2 separate regions of the Mus musculus genome follow, and region 2 is linked to region 1. The links are chromatin loops, found by intact Hi-C in ENCODE. Cell type or tissue: gastrocnemius. All regions are shown on one strand. Each heading gives the region's core, and the rest is flanking DNA. Links, peaks and the distances in the headings are about the cores only. Region 1 overlaps Dapk1 (death associated protein kinase 1). Region 2 has its middle 20 kb from the start of Tut7.

Region 1 (11,863 bases), core at 2,620-10,619:
GTAACTGCATGAAAGGCGGGCACACTCTTCTTAAGGTCACGTTCAAAAGGACACTGAGAGGGGTTCTATCTAACTGTGGGGAATATCCGTTTATAGATGGTGTATATGGTGCTGTACGGTTTTATGATGATTTGTTTGAGGTAAAATAGTTAACATATGAAAGATCTGGAGAGCTGTCTTGCTAGGCCTCCTGCATATTGGATGGTTAATTGTGGTGGACACTGAAATTGGTAGTCCTCAGACTCTGGGCCCCTATGAAGGAGAGAGACACCCTGACTCTGAGCTGTAGCTGCTTCTTGCTGTCTTGATTTATCCTTATCGAACCACGCCAAGATAATTATGTACGTGGCTTAAGAGGAGGTAGGATTCCCTCAGTGGCTTAAAAGTGGCCTCAACGAATGGGTGCTCATTAATCCACCTTCAGATCTCGCTCTGGAGGCACAGTGGGCAGCCTGCACGCAGCATTTGGGCTACACCAGCTGATTTCTTTCCATGCCCAAGGAAGGCCTTGAGTTCAATTCCCACTATCCAGAAAAGATAAGACAAAGCAAAACATGTCTTAGCGTGTGTCTAAAGGCACATTGTTAAATACGTTCATTGAGAAGTCCAGCTTTGTTGGCATGGTGGCTCACACCTGTACTGCCAACACCCGTGATGTGTAGGCAGGATTATTCATTTGAGGTAAACCTGGGCTACAGGATGAGAGCTTTTCTCTAACACAAATAAACATCCAGCAAGACAAGCCTGTTTCTAGGTTTGCAAACTACTGGTGTGGGCTGAGATGTGGTTCAGTGGGACTCTGGATGCATGTATCCAGCCCATGGACCTAGTCACAGCACCACAGAAGTGGACAAACGGGAAACTTGACTCATTTGATGGAAATCGGTCACAGTGGTCTATGGACTTGACATTTTGATTTCGTCTTATGCTGGAATAGCGCAGGAGCCTTCGGTGGCTGGTTCTGCTGTTATGTAGAGCTCAGCTAAAGTGAAAGCAAGCCTTGTGCGGTTCAGACTTGTGTGGACTGGAACCTGCTGCCTATCACCGCACAGCTTTCTTGCAGTGCTCTAGCATGGTCAATGACATCGAATTGGGGAGGGACATTGGAGGAAGCTGAATTTGCTTTATACGAGCTGCTTTTTTGTAACCTATCCAGTCCTTTAAGGTTTGACCTACTCTTGAGAGGACAGCCCTGGTGACTCACCTGCTCCCAGACTTCGCCTCTTCAGAGATTCCACCCACTCTGCACATCATGTTCTGAACCCAATTTTTATCCTGTGAAACTCTAGGTGACAAGTAATAGTCAAACCCCTTCTCTCTGTCCCTCTTACCTCCTTCCCTCCTTCCTTTTTCTATCCCTCTGCCCCCTCCCTCCCCCTTACCATTTTCCACCCTCTCCCCGTTTCTTTCTCTTTCTTCAAGTGAGAAACTAGAGACGTTTAAGTTTGTGCAGGAAAGTAAGTGCCAGCCACTACCAACCCACTAATCCGTCCAGTCTGCCTTTCCTCAGGCCCACTTGGGGAGCCGTTTGTTACATTGGCTATAGCACAGTGACATCCATGTTTCTCAGGCAGGCTGCCACTCTCTCCCCATCATGCTGTCTTTCTAGATGATTAGATTTCTCCAGAGAGAAAGATGACCATTCAAATCCTGCTCTTCTTAGTCTAAGAGGGCAAGGACTTGTCAATTTATGGAGACATTTCTTTATGCTTTGTTTGAAGACTGGGGCGGGTTCTTTTTTAACTCAGCTGAGATAGCAAGCAAACATTGAGAGAAAGAAAGGGACAACACCATGTATCACTAAGGTCGAACCTCATAGGCCACCCTTATCCCACAGATAGTTAAGTTTGTGCGTGCACTCTCGCGTGCGCGCACGTGCGCACACATACACACACACACACACACACACACACACACACAAACACACTCACACACGACACACACATGACACACACACACACACCTCTGGAATGAGCCTTGGGCATCAGCTGTGATCAATGTCTTACTGCACAGCCCAGGCATTTGAGGAGGTGAGGATTTGGCCATGGGTGTTTCTTCCTTCTTGTGTGCCTTTAGAAAACCAGGCACACAACACAAAGTAGCAAATTCACTTGTCACCATCCCTTGCTGGGGCAGGCGCGGGACAGGCAGGAAGTGCTGTGGAAACAGGGGAAAGAATCCGCCAGCTTCACAGAGGTGACAGAGCAGTTAGCACTCTGCTAGATAGAGAGGTCAGGAGAGGTGACTTCAGACAGAGCCTGCACGCGTAGCTCCTAAATTTGGTGGTGAAAATACAGCACAGGACTGCAGGTCCTGAGCACAGAGGTGATGGGAGAAGGGGGAAAATGCTGGAAGGAGACCTCAGGTCCAGATACGAAAGGCCTGGGGTGTAACACTAAGGAATTTGAGTTATGTGATAGCCAGGTGCTACACCTGGAATGGATTGTAACACTCCCTCCATTTCTGTTCCCTGCAGGCTGGCTGCAGAGTCTCTGTGAGTTGAATAGCATTCGGGCTTTCAATAGTGTGTCACAGATGTCATTACAGATAACCAATCACCACTAGGGCTGGAGAGATGGCTCAGCAGTTAAGAGCACTGACTGCTCTTCCGAAGGTCCTGAGTTCAAATTCAAGCAACTACATAGTGGCTCACAACCATCCATAATGAGATCTGACGCCCCCTTCTGGGGTGTCTGAAGACAGCTACAGTGTACTTACATATAATAAATAAAATACATCTTTACAAAACCACCACTAACTGTAAGCTAATAACATAATGCAGCATGTGATTGTGTCTCAGCCCTTCCAGTGATCTGTCTCTTACTGAAGGTTCATAGAGCCAGGAGGGAAACGCTCCAGCGTGTTAATAGAGAAAATCTCAATAAGCGATGTTGAGGATTTAATTTTCTAACACACTCCTATCCTAAACGCTTAAAACGATGATGTGTTGACCCATGCAAACAATAAATGCTCTGCAAGCAGGGATTGCCAAGCACTGACTCCGACACCCCCTGTACTGGCTCCGTGATTTCTATTCATGGCTCCTTCAGAGCCAATGAGTTTGCTATTTCACTGTTGTATTTACAGAACATCCTAGATCCCAGACTTAGCAACCTTTGAGAAATAGAAAACAACCGAGAAGAGGAGTCTCCTGTCCTCCCTTCATCCTTACATGACTACAGCCACAAGGGTGTGTGCGGTAGCTGAATCTTGCATAGCTTTCGTGACTATAGATTGGGTGCCTCCCTCCCTCTCCTGTTCCACAGGATTATTTTTAAGCCTAAACGTCAAAAAGTAATTACTTTATGTGTGTGGATATTTTGTCTGCATGGATGACTGCACCGCGAGTGTGCCTGGTGCCGACTGGAGTCGGACAGGGTGTTGGATCCTCTGAACCTGGAGTGACAGATGGATGGTTGGGAATCACTGTGGGAGTGCTGGGTTCTCTAGAAGAGCAGCTGGTTCACTTAACTATGGAGCCAACTCTCAGGACCCTATTTTCAAGACCATTGCTTCTTGGTGTGGCGGCTGCTAACTTCTAAGGGCAAACCTGCAAAGACAGGGTGCCAATGCGAGGAGACCCGACAGTCTAATGTCCTGGCTGTGAGATGCTTGGAGGAGATATTCACCACACACTGTTTAAACCTCAAGATAGCTATCACTATTCCTGGGGGTTCACTGCAGTACCCCAAGGTGTATGGCGCACAGTTTGAGAACCATATGCCTACGAACCATAATAGGCATGACCTCGAAGCTTCACGGCCTCCTAAGAGTGCCCTTGGCAGCTCCCTTCCTTCTCTCTCCCTGGTGCATGAATATGAACGGTGTGGTGCAGATACACATGGGTGTCTGGGCGCTCACACTCTTGCCTCGCTCTCTGCCAGCCCAGCGGGAAACTTGGTTATCCTGTGGCTAACCTTCTCATTCATCCTTTGAAGGTGAATTTGGAGCTAGACTTTCAACTTCAAAGTACTTGAAAAACTATCTGGCAGACCTGCCTCAGTGGGAGCTAGAACCTCTTGTTTAGTTCTGTTGGTCCCAGTCCCCTTATGTAATACCGTTTCTCCCCAACGATGGCTGTGAACTACCAGCTTTCACAGATAGCAGCCATGAGAATGCTTGTGGTATTTTTTTTCTCTTTCCAGTATGGTCGGACTCCTCTCCACCTTGCAGCCAACAACGGGATCCTAGATGTGGTCCGCTACCTCTGTTTGATGGGCGCCAATGTGGAGGCTCTAACCTCGGTGAGTACCAGGCAGGGGCAGGTGTCTGGCCTCAGAGAGCCATGGAAACTTCTTGTGCCTCAAGGGCACAGGGAGAAAGGTATTGCCTGGCAACTGCATTCTAAAGCAGACAGGCTGCTATTAAGCTCTAACCCTCTACTGCAGTTACATAAACATTTGCCCACACAGACCTAGTTTAATATCTAGTTAATGTTTCATCCTTTCTCATCTCGCCAGCCCCGCTCCGCCAGCGACCCGCTGGTTCACACTGGCCTTTTGTTTACCGTGTTACACAACAGTGCCTCTTAGCTTTCTATTCCACGTATGGATTTCTCTTTCATAAGTGCTTCCCGTTGGCCCCAGGGTACAAGAGGCCCAGTGCCCTGTGGGAGGAGCTGGATCCCCTGTGTGGTCTTGGGGGGTCATGAACAGCCTGGAGGCAAAGGGCTGGTGTCTACTGTTTAGAGTCCGCCTTTGCTGCTGGGATTGAAAATTATTTCTAAGTAAGACATAGTCCATTCCTCTGGCTTCTCATTTCAGGCTTAGCGCTGCCCTTCCCCCTTCCCCCACTCCTCAGAAGAAACCGTTTGCTTCATATTTCATAAAATAAACACCATAGATAAGAGTTTGGCCAACAAGGTGAAGTGGCAGTTCAGTTGTAGCCATGAACTATTGCTTGATATGTTGCTGGGCCTAAGGTGGGTTAATTACTTGTGTGTGTGTGTGGTCTTGACATTCGAAGATCTGAACTTTATCGACAGTCTTGAAGGAGAGCACATGGTGTTTGATGTTGCACCTTACCTAAGGCTCTGAGGTTCTTGGAGATCTTCAAAGTCTTAACCGAGCTGGCCCTTAGAGCTCCATCTAGCCTGCCATTTGTTTTGGTAAATGAAATTTCGCTGAGGCACAGCTATGCTCATCCATTTATATAGCATTGTCTTTGGCTATCCATGCTGCTGAGGCCCAGATGCCTGGCATGGTCCTCCAGAGTGTGTGTGTGTGTGTGTGTGTGTCCCTGTCTGTGTGTAGGTCTTTGCAGTACCGTTAACTCTCAAGATGTAACGGGCCTGTTCTGTGCAGTACTGGTCTCTGCAGGCACAGATATGAGCAGTGTGTGCAGGGAATGCACACATTTCTCAGGATGCTTATTTACCCCTGCCACACAGGACATTTTAGGCCTGAGGTGCCTTCATTAACCTTTACCCACAGGTTAGCTATCCTGCAGTAACACATCACATGCATTTTTATATTTATTATATATTATATATCTATTGTATAATATGTGTGTATATATATCAGATGATGCCTTGTGGGAAAATAAAAACCAGGGTGACTCTGAAGATGCTATCAGCTGTTGGATCCAGATGTGTGTGCAGTCTCTGGTCCCTTTGTGTTGCTCTGTGAGCCCATGCCCCTCCCACCCCCACCCCCCACTCTTTCCCGCAGTGGCTGTCTTCTCTGCTCCCGCCACACCCTGCTTATACTGCCTTCCCGTCTCCCACCTCTTTCAGCTTCTAGAGAGACTCATGAGTGTTTCCTGTCTGTGCTTAGCCTTGTCATTTACTCAGATAGATGCCCCACACAGAGAAACTTCTAGAAAATGAGAGAGGGGCACTGATCAAAGAGTCTTGACCATCAGTAGGCAGGGGGTGGAGCAAGAGTGATGTCAGATAAGGGTGGGGACTGGGAGGTGGGTGAAGCTGACTTCTCTGCTGCCTCAGCTGAGCAGTCAGGAAATGGGCGTGGCTCGTGCAGTCTGGCAGCTGAGTAGTCAGGAAGTGGGCGTGGCTCGTGAAAAGCATTAGGTTAGGAGGCCTGAGCTTGGTGACCACCCACTCTTGTACAGATTACAGGGATCATGCTAGAAGCAGAACTGAGAGGCTCCCATCAGTAAGCAAGCCTGGTAGGCATCTGGCCTCCTAGCAGGGGAAGCAAGCATCCTCCTCTTTCAGCAGTGATGACTTTTTGTGAGGAGTGGGATAACCGTGGACCGGGGACATCACTTAGAGACAAAGGCCAAAGCATGTCTGTCCTTCTGAATTTTCTAGCAGTCGCATTAAAGAAGCAGCAGACGAAACGGCTTTCAGCAATGCGTGTGAAATCTCATTTCAACAGGAGGAATTTGAGAATATTAATATTTCTCATATTCTCTTATCGGTACGGAGTTTTTAGTGCCTTGTACGTTCTGTACTGACAGCCGTCTTTTCAGAATCACATTTCAGACCCGTCCCTGCGGATGCTGCCCTGTGGGACAGCCAGCCAGAGCCGTAACTTTTTTCTGGCTTCTGAGATGACTGTACAGATAGCATGTGGCACCACAGCACCCCCTAGTGTCACCTTTATATTCTGAGCGCTCCTGGCTTCTCCTCTACCACCAACTCTGCAGAGACTCTAGTCACCTTTTAGGAGCTGCTTTTTTTATTCTGCACCTCTTCCTCAATGCCTTAAAGGCACCCCATGAAGCCATGAGACGGTTTGATGGGAACTCTTAGTTGGAGGTACAGTGTCTAGTAAGGAACTCAGTTCGGTCCAGAGCAAAGGAGAAGTTCTAGCTTGCCTGTTGGATCCATCTCAGGACTTTAGGATACATAATAAGAATGGGGTGGAACACACACCTGAGCCAGAGTTTCAGCCTGGAGAGAGCATTCATTCACAGCTTGGCAATTTTGTCCCCAGAAGACACGTGGACTTATCTGGAGACGTGGTTGATTTTTAAGCTGGAGGTTGAGGAATATCACCAGTGCCTTGGTAGACCACAGAGGTGTTATTCACATTGTATAAGGCTGATAATGGCTTTCCACAGCAGAGAATGACATAGTCCAGCAGGGCCAAGATTAAGATTTGCTGGTCCAGAGAGGCCCCATATGTATCTCAAGAGCAACTTGAGTGGAGGAACTGGGAGGTTGGCAGGTAGACAAGATGTCCCAACTCTTCATGGGATGACTTATTACAAATGCAGATAATGAGACCATAGACTTTTTTTCTTCTCTTAAAAAGGTGTCTTCATTTTTTTTGAAGATTGAATTTTAGGGCTGTATAATACTTTAGCTGAACAGTGGTATCTATCTCCCTTAGTGTAGAGGGGACATAGCCACAGCTCCTGTCCCCACAAGGGACTGTGATATCATGCAGTTCATGTGATCCGCTGCGAACTTGATCAGGCTTGGACCGGAACGTTCTCAGGAGATGTGCATGTTCATGGTATAGACATAAGAGTAGGTCCCTTCATATGAAACCACAGCTCCATGAAAAGTCTCTAATCAAACAGTAAATGTCACAGTGCTGTGGGCCCTTAGGTCTCTGCTTTGTGTTTTTTCAGCCACCTTAAATCAACCTGTGCTAGACTAAGCGTCCTTTGGAAGGTACAGTAGTTACCAGCCACGGTGTAGAGCGAGGACCAGGTTTGTATGTGTGAGAACTGAAAGAGTAGACTGCTGCCATAGAGACAGAAGTTCCATCGGGGATGGGATAGTCAGAGGAGAATGAGTAAGCTCTGAGTCTATGCACTCAGCATCTTTCTGTTGACACCTCAGGACACTACTGCATTTCTTGCTCTGTCATTTTTCCTTCCTGAGCCACCAAATAAAATAAGGTTTCCTTAGATGAGAAAACAGGCCAGGACTTAGAGTTTGTCCAACTTTCTTTTGACCCTGCTGTGCCTCCCATTTCTTCGCTGAACTAGCATGTTGAGGTCCCGTGCAGCTCTGTGACACTGATCATCTGTTTCCTACAGGATGGAAAGACGGCCGAGGACCTCGCCAAGGCAGAACAGCACGAGCATGTGGCAGGGCTCCTGGCAAGACTGCGGAAGGTGAGCCTTCACCGGAGGTCCTCAGATTGTTCTTATGTGAGAAGTTCTTGGTGTTTTCCTTACTAGAAGGAGACATTGGACGTAGGTTTAGGAAGATCATCTTTCCTTGTCCTGTCAGTTGGCACACACACATAAATGTCTAAGGGGTTTCTTCTACAGTTGTTGTAAAGACAAATTTTCGGGCTGGAGGGATGGGCTCAGTGGTTACGTGCAATGGTTGCTCTTGCAGAGAACCAGGGTTCAATTCCTAGCACCTACACGGTAGCTCATTTGTAAGCCCTGTATTTACAAGATACCCAGCACCCCCTGCTGGCCTCTTCGAGCACCAGGCATGCAGGCCATGCATGGACAGACACACAAACTAGTTTGATGCTCTTCCCACCGCTGTGCTGGTTTTGTTTACCCAGCCCTCTCTGTGCCACCACCCCCACAGCGGATGGGGAAGAACACTAGTGGTGTCCCTTCTCCTATTTTGTTTTGAGTTTTCAGGTATCAGTTAATCTCCTGTTTATCAAATCACAGCACTGTAGAGTTTATAAAAACAGAAAAATAAGTAAACACAGGTGAACGATTTACAACCCACATGATATATCAAGAGACTAAAAAAAAAAACCCAAACCATTTTGGCTAAGGTATCTATCTGTTTGTTAACACACAAAGATGTTCACTGAAGTTCTATTTAAAATGTAGTAGCAAAAGTTAGACAGTCGGGTTACCAATATTTATGTGTAGGGAGTTGTCATAGAAAACGGGTATTGTTTGGCTTTTAGAAATACTTACAAAGAGATAGTAAGTACATGAGTTTCTAGGCTGAAGCAGAAGGATACATTTTAACCCTTACCCTGGATCTGGGGATGTAGCTCAGTTGGTAGAGAGCGAGCTTATGGAGTATTCAGGGAGACTTGACTTACATTCGTAGCATGGAGAGGTGCTGCTTGCTGGTTTTTTCCCTGTGGCTTGCTCAGCCTGCTTTCTTATAAAACCCCAGACTACCTGCTCAGGGGCAGCATAGAGGGCTGGACTCTCCCAAATGGATGGAGAAAATGCCTCACATGTCAGTTTAATGGAGGCAATTCCTCAATCGAGGGTCCCTCTTCTGAGGTGACTATAATTTATATAAAGTTAACAAGAACTAATAAGCCTAGGTAGCCTGGATGCCCCATAAAACTCTTGCTGGATGAACTGGCCCATTGCTCATCAGCTCTGTGCCTTAGCATCTGCATCCGACCCATGGGACGAGGTGCCAGCTCAGAGAATGGTAATGAGCCCCGAAAGACGTCTTGAGAACAGCACCTGTACACACTGAGCACCGAGTGGCTTCCTTTGTGCTTGGCACAGCACCCTGAAGAGCATTTTTAGAATGGACCATTGCAAATGCGGTGGGGGCCCTGAACTTCTGTGACTGGCACTGACATTTTACATCCCCAGGGTTCACAGGGGAGGATGTTCCTACCAGAACACCAATCCTCAAAGAGATTGAGAGGAGTTAGTGCAAATCCCATATCACGAGATCTCTACATCCTTGGTCTTTCTGTGGGCACGGGGACTTTGTGGTGTTTATTTCCAGCCAGCCAGCCTGGGGACATCTCAGTGAGCCTGCGCTGAGCCACCCTGCCTAGTCACAGATCACAGTGTGCTGAGCTGGGGCTTCTGTTCCATCAGGCAGGATTTTATAAATGTCTTGTTCAACAGGACACACTTACCTTCATTGTCGTCCACGTGACTCTAGGCCTCAGCCTTCTGGTGGGAGGCAGAGCTCTGCTGATCCATTCTTTCCTTCAGATCTCTCAGATTTAAAAAAACTAAGTCCTGAACTGCGATAACTCATCAGCGCTGGAAGCACCCGATAGATAGAAGATTTGCTTTCGGAAGTCAAAGCAACGGCACTGGGGAGTGAGGACAGAAGCCACCAGTGTCTGCAGAGAGAGAAAGGCCAGGCATATGTTTACGGTTATCAATTCAGTCTCCAGGAGGACAGACTGTTCAAAAAGAGCACAGTTCAGGGAAGAGGGGAGGCTGCAGTGTCCGCTGTGGCCATGCTCCTCAGTAGTCTTCACCAGGGTGCTCCTGCCATTCATTGCAGGTGGGCGGTACATCCTGTCTTTGCAGAATACTTCTGTCCCTGGCCTCCAGGCCCGTGCTGTAGTGCCTTTGTTTCTCTTCTTTCCTTGTGTGGAAACCAAAGGAAACACACTGTGCAGTGTTCTCTGCCTGTGTTAGAGCCACTCACGAGAGTAGTGGCTCATGACGCCTCCCTCATTTGGGTACTGTACATTCCATGTGGTCTCTGCCTAGGGAGTTTTCAGAGGTTTTCACCTCCTGGGAATGTAGTTTTGAACTTTTGCCGTGAAGGAAATAGGGACTGGCCTACGGAAATAGAACCAAAGCCATTTTATCACTGGCTCCAGTGGAAGCCAGTGTGAGAGTCAGAGTCTGTGTTCATCCCTGTGCAGTGAGGGGCTGACACAGGACCAGGGAGGGCTTTGGAGCCTGGCATTAAGGGGACCTTAGGAGCTTCTCTTCTGGAAGGGTTTAGACTCCTAGGGACCCAGGCCAAGGCCAGGACTATGAAAACCAGGCAGGACTGAGCTGTATGGAGCCTGCACTGGCCCAGTTCAATATGGAGGACTTGAGACATTTGGTATTATCTCTGAGAGCTAGCCACAGGTGTTTCCTTCCAGCTCGGTGACATCACTCTGGGTTCTTGCAGTTGGATGTGGCGGGAATGCTTACAGCATATGATCCCATAGACCCCTCATGTGAGTCTCCTCTGTCTCTGGAACTTGGTGTTTGGTGGGCTCTGGAAGCCCCGCATCTACCCTCTGGCTGCTCCTCTCCAGAGGAACTAACAGGAGGAAGCTGTGCCTTCTCTTCTATCTCGTGCAGACAGATAGATTACCTACCAGGAAAGAGCCCCTTCAGTCCTCCACTGCACGGACCTGGACTGTGGTGCCTAGCCAGGTCCAGTCTCTTCACCTCAATGCAAGGAAATGCAAGGTCATAGGGAGTGGGCTGCATGCGGTATCCGTGGTCTTGAAGTTTATTTTCTTTGCCTCTGTTCCTGCGAGTTCCATGATTATCAGGGCTTTGGGGACTTGGTTTACTTCATTGGTCTCATCAGTAGGATTTTTTTCCTTAAACCGATAATAAAAGTAGCCCCGTCCTTTCTCTTAAACCCAAGCATAAGACACTGAGGAGGTGCTCAGGAATGTTTTGGAAAATGGACAGTGTTGGGTGTTGCCCATAATTAAAATTCACAGGGAGTGAAGGACATTTGCATAATTAGTATTCTCACTCCGTGCATTTGGGCCTAACAGCTTCCGCCATGTGCCATGTGCTGGAAGTCGCTGCTGCCTCTTCTCAGGGCCCTTATCTGGCTTCTCCAGATTGCCAGTTGCTTCCTTTCCAGCCTGTGGGTTTAGTCATCTTTCCTTTGGGGAACGTGAAAGCTAATTTGCCAAGGGAAACGTGCTGAAGAAAGAAAGCTGTAAACCCAGAGGCCCGCCAGGTTCGGACTGTGGGTGTCAGGATCTAGAGGAGAGACGGGGAGACCTGCTAGTGGAAGCGCTTATAGCCAGTGTGGTGCTGGGCTTGGCTGGGACCGTGCAGGCTAGTTGCTCTCTGAGTCTTGGGTAGGATAACTTCTTGAGCAAGCACTTAAGTAAGTGATGGGAGCTGATTGGTGGTGAGTGTAACCTGTGTTACAGACCCACCTTCACAACCACCCGGAAGGTCCACGTTCATAAACCTGCGCACTCCTAGTGTTGGGAGGTGTGCTGTCTTACATATCCAGCCTACTGCAAGCACTCAACCAAACCTTTAATCCATT
Region 2 (11,863 bases), core at 2,253-10,252, 900 kb before region 1:
AGGCTGCTCTGGAACTAGTGTAGCCCAGCCAGCCACCTTTGACCTTTCATTGAGTCCCTGTTTTTCCTTCTGAGTATTGGGATTCCAGCTTTCCTGAAATGCTATGAAAATGGCCGAGTTGATTCTAAAACACCATGGCTGAGTCACGCAAACCAGTGATCTTTTTAGCTCACCGCTCTGGTGGCCTCAGCCCTGTAACCAGGGTGGCATTAACGTCCTCACTGGGAACCCTTGGCTGGGCACACAATTGTGGAGAAACAGAAAGGGTAAGGGTATTAGCCAACTGCAGGGGTGACCACATGGTACAGAAGGAATCAGATTCAGGACTCAGATTTTTTTTTTTTTTTTTTGGTATTTCAAGACAGGGTTTCTCTGTGTAGCCCTGGCTGTCCTGAAACTCACTCTGTAGACCAGGCTGGCCTCGAACTTAGAAATCCGCCTGCCTCTACCTCCCAAGTGCTGGGATTAAAGGTGTGCGCCACCACGCCCAGCAGTTTTTGTTTTCTAATGACTTGATATCATCTGAGAATTACACTTACTTCTTTCAAGAATGATGACCCCCAAATCTCGTGGTCTCCCTCTAGCCCCTTCCTTTAAAGGTCCCACAAGCCACACTGGGGACCCGGTTTCCAGTGCATGACTCTTTTGGGGAAACACACACAAACCATTCAAACAGCAGCAGCCTTGGCTTCTGGCCTAGTGTGGCTTTCCTGCTCTACCTCCTCTTGTTCTTCTCTGCCTTTGCCCTGCAGTGTCTCCCCTTCACCCCCTTCTGTTCTTCTCCGCCTCTTCTTTACTTCCTGTGTTCTCTTGCTTCTTCTTTCTCCCAACTGAACACACTAGAAAGTAGACCCATTTCTGATTACACAGCGGGAGCCTCTCTGAGTGGCTCCTGTTTCCAGTGGATCTCTGGAGACCCAAACCTTATTGTCTATCTTTTTTTCCAGGATAATGTAAAATATAGCATGTTTTAAAAAATTTTTTTATTAGAAATTTGATTCATTTCTACTTATTAGAAAGTTTGTCGCCTTTAATCCCAGCACTTGGGAGGCAGAGGCAGGTGAATTTCTGAGTTCGAGGCCAGCCTGGTCTACAGAGTGAGTTCCATTCAGCCAGGACTACACAGAGAAACCCTCTCTCGAAAAAAACAAAAACAAAAACAAAAAAGAAATTATTATTCAGTCTGGAAAATTTCTTTAATCGAAAGCAAGGCAAGAAGATATGGTAGGTACAGAGTTTATTCTTCTAGTATAGCGAAAGTTTTGCATTCCAGATAAAGTCATTTATTTAAAACACAAACAAAAACAAAACAAAAACAAAACAAAAACAAAACAGCTCTCAGAATTGGTTTTGCCCAGTCTTTCCAGAAGCCATAGGTAACCAAACACCGCCCCCACTCACTGCGTGCCCCCCCCCCCCAGTACCAGGTGTTGTGTATCTCCCCTAGAGCTGTTGGTCCAAAGTGTTGTGGACACCAAGAATATAGCCTACTGCCATTGCTCTAGGCTGCTCTCCAGAACTTGATGGTAAGATCCCATTGCTGAAGCCATCACACACAGGAGACAGAGAAGTGACATTGGTGCTGGCCCTGAAGCTGCTGGCTGGATTACATAACATTACAAGGTATTGTGCAGGCTTCTGGGAGATAAAAGTCCTGGCCAGCCTCACCCAGATGTGAACGCTGTGGACTTCAATAATGACCGGTATGGTAAGACATGTTTGTGCATGCAGCAGAGGGACTCAAGGCCTGCTCCACAGGAGAAAACACATGTCTAATGCTGTAAATCTGGCCCATAACTTACAGTGGGAACTCAAAGGCCCAGGAAGAACCATTGTTCTGTAAAATGAACAAAGTCTCAAAATGCCCTCTAAATGAATATCTCTCTACCCATAGATTAGCTCTGCTCTTAGACATAAGCGGAGGGGTTTCTTTGTTAGTGGGATGCTGGTTAACATGGAAACTCGTAGCTTGCTAAGTGCAGAGAATAGGCATATGCTAATACAGAGCGAGTTCCAGAACAGCCAGGGCTACCCTGAGAGACCATGTCTTGTAAAACAAAAACAAACAGTGGACCGAAGACACCCAGAGGCCTGCTCGGTGCCACGCTGCACGGGCAGGCACCACCACCACAAGAGTGTGGTGGAAAGATGGGAGAGAAAGAGAAGCAGGATGGTGTGGGCCCTAGGAAGAGGCCGCGAAGCGAGGGCGGTGAGGATCAGCCTGCTGTGAGCAGCCTGTGCTGCCACTAGAGACCGTGGGGATGTCCTGACCCACGCTGCTGTCAAACACTGCGTCTCAGTCTGTGCGCCAGCAGCATCAAGGGTCTGTGTCCATGTCTGCGGCTCCATGCTACCACGGAGAGCTGTGTGGATGTCACTGGCCTGGGGCCATGTTGATGTTTAAGGACAGCACAGGCTGACCCAGCCCCTCACTGACTGTGGTGTTGGGGAGAACTGGCTCCAAGGGTACAAGAGAGGGAGAACTAGCCCGGCCCCTCGACTGGCCCTGCCCCTCGCTGGCTGCAGCACTTGAGAGCCTATGCAGCACAGTAGAGTTGGCCCTGGTGAAGGGGCGTGGGTGAGCTTCTGGGCTGACCAACTCAGCTACCACCCAAGCACTGATCTAAGGCTTTGAGTTAGCCCACCCCAACATCTACCCCATCTATGAACTGCTGGAGCACGGGAAGGGGCCGGTCCTCCAAACCAGAGCTGCAGGGCCTCCATGATACAGGGTAACAATGGGATACCTGGCAGGAGTCCCAGCGAGGATCCAGTGTTGATGGTGTAGCAGAGCCAGAGGCCTCACACCAGACCAAGGACTCACTGCAATGAACATTTGCAAGTAAAACTGGGCGTTACGTTAGTGACACACTGCAAGAAACCAGACTCCATGGGGGAGATTTACTTTATTTTTTATTTTTGTTTTCTTTTGTGGGGTAGGCTGCAAGGGCAGAGGGCAGATATGGAGGGTTGGGGAGATGAGGGGGGTTGGGGGACACGGTGAGAAATTCACAAAGAATCAACAAAAAGTTAAAAACAAACAAACCCAGAAAAACAAAAACAAAATTACAGTGGATGCATGACATGACAGTCTACCATGACATGACACTGTAACATGTCACATGCTTATTTTGGTACACATATTCTTTATTTTTTTTGAATAATTAACAAGTCAGATTTATATAACCAATACATTCTCAATTCACAAGATTCCCACACAATAATTTCAGAGCCAATTGAAAATGATACAAGCTGCCCACCTAGATCAAATTATTCCAATTATTCTATCCCTATATGATATTCATAACCACCTGTGGCTGTTTGAAACCGCGAGGGATTGGGATCTTCTTCCTGTCCACCCGCTTTCATCTTGGCTGGTACAAATACTCTTGGAAAAAATTCTTTCCCTCTCTCTTTTAGTCTATGTGTTGTCTATGTGTTTAAAAAGATTTATTTATTTTTAATTGTGCATAGGCGTCTGGGTGGAGGTGTGGGCAAGTGAGTGTAGTTGCCGTTGGAGGACAGAAGAGGGCGCCAGATCCCCGGTCACTACAGTTGCAGGCAGTTGTGGCCAGCTGATGTAAATGCTGGGAATTGAGGTTGGATCCTGTGTTCTTAACTGGCGAGGCGTCTGTGTACGTGTTTAATTAGGTTACAACACTTAACTAACACTGGACAACGATGCCCAACTCATGATGGCAACTTGTGGTTGGCACAATTAAACTCATTGCTGTTTTTAAAGCAACTCCTGGGTTTATTTTATTTTTCTCTTCTGTTTGTGGTGCTGGGGATTGGGCTAAGAGCATGGTACTTGCTAGGTGTAAGTTCTGTGGTTGAACTGCATGCATGCATTCTTGCCCCCTCTGCTGTTAAGCTGTATGCATTGCATCCCTGCTTCCTCTGCTGTTGAGCAGCATGCATGCACTCCTGCCCCCTCTGCTGTTGAATCGAATGCATTGCATTCTGGCCCCCTTTTCCGGTGACATTTAACTGATTCATTTAAGATCACAGAAGTCTCAGAGGCCAATTAATGTGCAAATTTGTAGCTCCAAGGAATTCAGATCTTTAGAGGATTTTGAAATTCAGGAGGAATGTTGTTAAGACCCATAACATAAAACAAAAATGACAAAAGAAACATGCTGAGCTGTCCGCCACGATGAGCACCTGGAGGAAACACATACTGACTGTGCCACTATTCAATGTATAACTGGCATTAAGGTGACAGGGACTGTAGACTGTCTCCGTATTCTTGTGCTATCTGTGAAAGAAAACTAAACAGGAAGGTAGGACTGTGTTGTGGTTTCTGCTGGGGTTTTGAAGGAGAGACAGGTTGTCCTTTTCAGGTAGAAGGTCTCTGATAACTGACCACAGAGGGCTGGTGCTGAGGAAGAGTGTCAACCCCAAGAGACAAAGCAAGGTGTCCTCTCTTTAAGGTCCCTTCTGGGGAGGAAGGGAGAATGGAAGTCTTGCATCCCGAGGAAATGGAAACTTAGTTAGTGTGTGACCTGTGTGCTCTGAGGTATAAATCATACCATGTGTCAGGGGTCACACAGATAGGGAAGTAAGGCTGGATAATTAATATGTGACTGGAGTCAGACTACCTTGAACCCCAGCGTGGATGGGGGTGGGATGTTCTTACCTTCCTAGGGCGTGGTTCCCTGGATGGCCCACGCTTTCTCAGACTTACCTTAGTTAGGGTGGTCAGGGTGTTATTGAGCTCGGAGGGGGATGTGAGCGCCCGTCTCGCCAGCAAGAACGACGCCACAATAGGATCCTTCTGCACACGTTTATTGGGAGAGCATTGATTGCATAAGCGAAAGACCCTGAGCCCAGAAATGGTGCTGCTTATATAGGCCTAGGAGTGACGTGTCCATACCTGATTGGTTATGCTACCAGTACCTCATTAATATGTGTCGGGCCAGGCAGTGACTCGGCAAAAACCTCTTATGCACATGCGCACATTGGTTGTTTACCCATAATCATGGGCAGTGGCCAGTGGTAGCCAGCGCCACTCTGCAACGGCACATGTGGCTTCCCCCAGGGGGAGGGGTAACAACCTGTGCCCCAAACCACATTTAGCCACCCAGTTCCAGTAAGTCAGTTAAAAAGAGTCACATTGTTAGAGTTAATAACCAAAAGCAGAATAAGGGTTGTCATTAAGTGTGGCCATATTGGAAAGAGGGACAAAGGTCCAGCAGATTCCTCAAGCCCGTCCTCAGGGTGCAGAAGTGAGATCAAAGTTTAAATAAAGGGCAGAGGATGTGTGCACTTAAGCAGTGTCAATCAAAGTGAGGTCCCGCCCACCACTGACTCGGAGCCCGGGCTTCAGTCTCCTGAGGTAGTTTGACAAGATGTTAGAACTGTGTGAATTCTCTTCTGGGAGTCAAGTGAGGTGTGTCTCTTTCCCTGCGTGGGGCTCCAGAGAAATTCCCACTGCTTTGGGCTCCATTGTTTCAGTAGTCTGACAGACCGAGAGACAAGTGTTCTTTGGAATGTCTTCATTTCCTCCGGTTACAGTGACATCGGCTATATCCAAGGAAGTCCACTGTGGGCCCAGGGTGTGTCTGGGGAAGGTTTGAGGCAGAGGACATGTGCCTGATGTGTCAGATGAGCTAGCAGCCCATGCGACCTGACACAGTGAGCCAGGTGGGGATGGGGTGGAAAGCTACCACGACCAGATCCCAGTTTGTTACTATGTGAGAGCATGTGAGAACAGGAAACAAACTATCCATGCCCAGGACCTGCCCTCAAACTTCTTTGTTCAGAGAACTAATTAATAATTCCTCAAAAAGTTAAATATGGAACAATCATATGGCCTAATAACTCCGTTTTTGATCTAAATCCCCAAAATGCAGGAGGCAGAATCCCCAAAGGAGCATTTGCATGTGTTCATAGTAGCAGTACTTATAGCAACCACGAGGTGGCAGCAAATCATGCCAATTGGCAAACCATGTTACTTAGTATCCAGGGTTGGGTTCCTGCGGTTTAAGAAGGAACAGGACCGTGGTCAATTTGACTATATCAGGAATGAACTACAATACGGAAATGGAGGGCACACCTGTGATCCGGATCTTGAAGCAGAAAGACAACATGCCTTTAATCTGCATCTTGAGGCTGAGGACAGGGGTTTTTCATCCAGCGCTTGAGGTGGGATGACACAGCCTTTACTTCAGATCTTGAGGCACACAATCCAGGCCATACCTTCTGCTGGAGACCTACATAAGGACAATGGAAGAAGGAAGGAAGGTACGGATCTGGAATAGGCATCTAAAGGTTTCTAAGTGTGCTCTTGAAGAGAATCTCCTTGCCAGTAGCCCTAGAGCTCAAGTTGTGGAAGATCAAACAGAAGCCCTCAAAAAGATGGCTGAATTACTACAAAAATCAAGTCTGAGCCTCAGAGGGTGTCAGCAGCAGTTAAAGTAAGGTCATTAATTGGCAAAGACTGGGATCCTATAACTTGGAATGGGAATGTGTGGAAGGACCCTATTGAAGCTGAGAACTTTGAACTCTCAGATCCTCAAGGGTCTACCTCACCTGAGGATGCAATACTTTCAGTCCCACCCCTTGAAATATTGCCCTTTTCACCTGAGGAAATTAATCCTTTATTATTAGATAAACCAGCAGTGACTTTCTCTGAAGAGAATGCCAGGCAAGACAATATTGATGTTCCTCAAGGCTCACCAATCATTGCCTCTAGACCTATAGACTAGACTATAGACTATAGACTCAAGGTAAGGCAGGCCCCTAGAGGGGAGGTAGAAAGTGTAGTCCATGAGGAAATGTGTTACACTCCTAAAGAGCTTAATGAGTTTGCTAATCCATTTAAGCAGAAGTCTGGGGAATATGTGTGGGAATAGATTTTAAGGGTGTGGGATAGTGGTGGAAGGAACATAAAACTAGATCAGGCTGAGTTTATTGACATGGGCCCTAGGTTTAGTATGGAAGCTTGCACAGTTAAGAAAGGTCTCAAAAGTTTGAGTGGTTGGCTGAAACGTTTATCAAAAGAGAGGTTACCGAAAAGGAGATGGAGATGCCTGGCATCCCTTGGCCTAGTGTTGAGGAAGGGGTTTTAAGGCTCATGGAAGTTGCAGTGCTAGAGTGGATACGTTGTATAAAACCTAATCTTCCACATTGGAAGGCCCAGAAGATGATATGCCCTTCACAAATCCTGTAAGACGCTAACTGGTGAGAGGGGCACCAGCACATTTGAAGAGTTTTGTTCTTGCCCCTTATTTTATGCCAGACCTTAGCATTGGAGCCGCTGCTGCTCAGTTGGATGAATTAAATGCAGCAGGTTTAATTGGGCCCCGAGGTAGCAAGGGCCAGGTGGCAGCATTGAATTGCCAGAGACAAGGTGATCGTAGTTATTATAATGGGCAGCGTAGACAAAGTGGATTTTATAATGGCATGCCTTGTACAGACCTTTGGTACAGATGGCTAATTACTCATGGTGTTTCCAGGCATGAAATAGATAGGAAGCCTACTGCATTTCTGTTTGATCCGTATAAGCAGAAACATTCTCAAAAGAGGAAAAGAAAAAAAAAAAAAAAGAAAGAAAGAAAAAGGCTACCTTGGATCGCCACACAAAGCAATCTCAGCCAGTGAGTCAATTTCCATATTTGAGCCAGTTTGCAGACCCACAACCCCTTGAATGAAGGGGTGGCCAGGTTCCCTTGAGGAAGAACCTTGGTAAGACACCTAATGGTTTTGTTGTTAGCCTTTCTCCAGTTCTTCCCCAAAGGACCTATGGCCTTTTACAAGGGTTACAGTACACTGAGGGGAGAGGAAGCCGTGAAACTTTCGGGGGTCTATTGCATACTGGTTCTGAATTGATGCTGATTCCGGGCGATTTCATGAAACATTGTGGCCCTCCAGTTCAAGTAAGGTCTAACGGAGGCCAGGTGATAATGGAGTTTTGGCTGAGGCCCAAGTTGCAGTAAGTTCAGTAGCTGCCTGAACTCATTCTGTGGTCATTTCCTCAGCTCCAGAATGGATAATCGGGATAGATATACTTAGAAGTTAGCAAAAATTTCACATTGGTTGCCTGACCTGTGGAGTGAGGGTATCATGGTTGGAAAGGCTAAATGAAAGTCTTCAGAGTTGCCTCTTCTGGGGAAAATGGTGAATTAAAAACAGTATCATAACCCGGAGAGACCGCAGAAATTAGTGCCACCATCAAGGACTTGCAAGATGCCGGGGTGGTGGTTCCCACCACTTCTCCCTTTAACTCTCCTGTCTGGCCAGTGCAGAGGACAGGCAGATCATGGAGAATGGCAGTTGAGCACAGAAAACTAAATCAAGATAGTTACTCCAAATGCAGCTGTTGTACCAGATATAGTATTCTTGCTTAAGCAAATTAACACATCTCCTCGTACGTGATATGCAGCTATTGACCTAGCAAGTGCCTTTTCCTCAGTACCTGTCCACGAGGACCACCAGAAGCAATTCACTTTCAGTAGGCGAGGCCAGCAGTATATTGTTACAGCATCACCTCAAGAGTATATTGATTCACCTGCCTTGTTGTCATGATGTCATGTTCATGTTGTCATGATGTCATGTTCATGTTCATGAACATGTTGTCATGTTCAACGGAATCTTGATAATCTGTCTCTTCCACCAAATATCACTGTGGTGCACTATATTGATGACATTGTGCTGGCTGGGCCGAGTGAGCAGGAGGTAGCAATCACTTCGACTCATTGGTAACACATACATGCATCAGGAGATGAGAAATAAATCCAACCAAAATTCAAGGACTGTCTACCTCAGTGAAATTCTTAGGAGTCCAGTGGTGTGGGGCATGCAGAGATATTCCTTCTAAGGTGAAAGATAAGTTATTGCACCTGGCCCCTCCTACAACCAAGAAAGAAGCACAACGTTTAGTGGGTCTATTTGGATTCTGGAGACAACACATCCCTCACTTGGGTGTGTTACCTATTTACCTATTTACCAAGTGACTCGGAAAGCTGCTAGCTTTGTGTGGGGCCTGGAATAGGAGAAGGCTCTTCAACAGGTCCAGGCTGCTGTGCAGGCTGCTCTACCACTTGGACCATATGATCCAGCAGACCCAATGGTACTCGAGGTGTTGGTGGCTGATAGAGATGCTATTTGGAGCCCCTGGCAGGCCCCTGTAGGTGAATCACGGAAGAGACCTTTGGGATTTTGGATCAAAGCTCTACCATCATCTGCAGACAACTATTCTCCCTTTGAAAAACAGCTCTTGGCCTGCTGTTGGACCTTAGTGGAAACTGAAGATTTGATAATAGGACACCAAGTTACTTTGCAACCACCTGAACTAGCCATCACGAGCTGGGTGCTATCAGATCCTCCAAGTCATAAAGTAGGACATACACAGCAGCAGTCATTATCAAATGGAAGTGGTATATACGTGATCGGGCCCGAGCAGGTCTTGAAGGCACAAGCAAGTTACATGAAGAAGTTACTCAAATGCCTATGGTTTCTACTCCTGTTACAGTGCCATCTGCTGCCAAGCATGTGCCTATAGCCTCATGGGGTGTTCCCTATGATCGGCTGACCAAAGAGGAGAAGACTAGGGCCTGGTTTACTGATGGCTCTGCATGTTATGCAGGCACCACCCAGAAGTGGACAGCTGCAGCATTACAACCCCTTTCCAGGACAACCCTGAAAGACAGGTGAAGGAAAATCTTCGCAGTGGGCAGAACTTCAGGCAGTACACATGGTATTACAGTTTGTTTGGAAGAAGAAATGGCCAGATGTTCGATTGTTCATTGACTCATGGGCTGTAGCCAATGGATTGGCTGGATGGTCAGGGACTTGGAAAGATCACGATTGGAAAATTGGTGAGAAAGACATCTGGGGAAGAAGTTTGTGGAGAGATCTCTCCAAATGGGCAAAGGATGTGAAGATATTTGTGCCCCATGTAAATGCTCACCAAAAGGTGACTTCAGCTGAGGAGGAGTTCAATAATCAAGTGGATAAGATGACCCGTTCTGTGGACAGTCAGCCTCTCTCCCCAGCCATCCCTGTCATTGTTCAATGGGCACATGAACAAAGTGGCCATGGTGGTCGAGATGGAGGTTATGCTTGGGCTCAGCAACACGGGCTTCCACTCACCAAGACTGACCTGGCTATAGCTGCTGCTGAATGCCAGATCTGCCAACAGCAGAGACCAACACTGAGCCCCAGATCTGGCACCATTCCTCGAGGTGACCAGCCAGCGACCTGATGGCATGTTGATTACATCGGCCTACTTCCTCCATGAAAAAGATAATGTTTTGTCCTTACTGGAGTAGATACTTATTCAGGTTATGGTTTTGCCTTTCCTGCATGTAATGCTTCTGCCAAAACCACTATCCACGGACATGTATTCCACACAGTATTGCTTCTGACCAAGAAACTCCTTTCATACCCGGAGAAATATGACATTGGGCCCAAGATCATGGAATCTACTGATCTTACCATGTTCTCCTCAGTCCTGAAACAGCTGGCCTGATAAAGAGATAGAATGGCCTTTTGAAGACACATTTACGCGTCAATTAGGTGGCAGTAGCATGGAGGGCTGGAGCAGAGTTCTTCAGAAGGCAGTGTATGCTTTGAATCAGTCCAGTATATGGTACAGTTTCTCCCAGAGCCAGGATCCAGGGGTTCCGAAATTAAGGGGTGGAAAAGGGAATAGTTCCACTTAGCATCACTCCTAGTGACCCACTAGGAAAGTTTGCTTCCTGTTCTGGAAACACTAAATTCTGCTGGTCTAGAAGTTTTGGTTCTAGATGGGGAAGTGCTCCTGCCAGGAGCCACAACAAACAATCCATTGACCTGGGACCTCAGACTTTCCCCTGATTACTTTGGGATTCTAATGCCCTTAAAGCAACAGGCTAAGAAAGGAATAACAGTGCTAGGAAGGGTGATAGATTCAGATTACCATAGGGAAATTGGATTACCTCTCCGAAATGGAGGTGAGAAGGATGATGTCTGGAATGTAGGAGACCCCTTAGGGCGTCTCTTAGTGCTACCACATCCTGTGATTAAAGTCAATGGGAAACTACAACAGCCTAATCCAAGCAGGATGACAAAGGACGAAGACCCATCAGGAATGAAAGTGTGGGTCACTGCTCCAGGAAAAGAGCCAAGATCTGCTGAGGTTCTTGCAGAGGGTGGAGGAATGAGCAGTAGAGGAAGGTAGTTATACTCATTGAAGGCCATGTGACTGATTGCAGAAATGAGGATTATAATTGACATGTGTGCTTGGTAGAAGTCAGACTTCCTAAAACATGAGTTCTAGATGGTTGTGAGCTACCATGTGAGTGTTGGGAACTGAACCCAGGTCTTCTGCAAGAGCGGCCAGTGCTGTTAACCATGCAGCCATCTCTCCAGAGAGCTTTTTAATTTTTTTAATTAATATTTTTATTACATATTTTCCTCAATTACATTTCCAATGCTATCCCAAAAGTCCCCCATACCCTCCCCCCCCCCCCACTTCCCTACCCACTCATTCCCATTTTGTTTTTGGCCCTGGCGTTCCCCTGTACTGGGGCATATACAGTTTGCGTGTCCAATGGGCCTCTCTTTCCAGTGATGGCCGACTAGGCCATCTTGAGCTTTTTAATTTTAAGTGTTTAAAATGGATAGAGTTTCAGTTAGAGATTATGAAAAGCTGTGGAAATGACTGGCAGTACCAGTTGCAGAACTGTGTGAGAGTACCCGCTGTCACTATGTTGTCCTTGTGAATGGTTATGTTTAGATAAGTTACATTGTTACAACAACTAGAAACCTTCCCTCCACTTTGTTATCCTTATCATTGACTTTATTCTTTCGAGGTAATGAACTTACAAGAACCTTAAGGTACAGAATCCGGGACTGGAGCAGTTATAAGCACTGGCTA

What was found. Hi-C counts contacts between places; a loop is a spot of excess contacts. Peaks named below come from ENCODE experiments on the same cell type or tissue, not always from the same donor. Only the 100,000 strongest peaks of a DNase experiment are listed, where the experiment ranks them.
Region 2: a loop joins it to region 1, with 5 times the contacts of the local background. A loop is called at or near these places in 21 of 42 quality-filtered maps.

What each region holds. Positions count from the first base shown.
Region 1 is chr13:60,732,099-60,743,961 of GRCm38, forward strand. Dapk1 (death associated protein kinase 1) reads left to right here. Exons shown (of 26, transcript NM_029653.3): 18 at 4,146-4,244; 19 at 7,957-8,034. Among named protein-coding and RNA genes, the nearest start is that of BC051665, 48 kb to the right of the region's middle. In gastrocnemius, for the core only: CTCF peaks have their summits at 6,564 (motif pointing left) and 8,353 (motif pointing left); DNase peaks (open chromatin) are centred at 3,412, 3,804, 5,983 and 6,546; H3K4me3 peaks cover 848 bases; H3K27ac peaks cover 1,474 bases.
Region 2 is chr13:59,837,073-59,848,935 of GRCm38, forward strand. No RefSeq gene overlaps it. Among named protein-coding and RNA genes, the nearest start is that of Tut7, 20 kb to the left of the region's middle. In gastrocnemius, for the core only: CTCF peaks have their summits at 3,922 and 5,918 (motif pointing right); DNase peaks (open chromatin) are centred at 2,682, 3,552, 3,892 and 5,920; H3K4me3 peaks cover 593 bases; H3K27ac peaks cover 440 bases.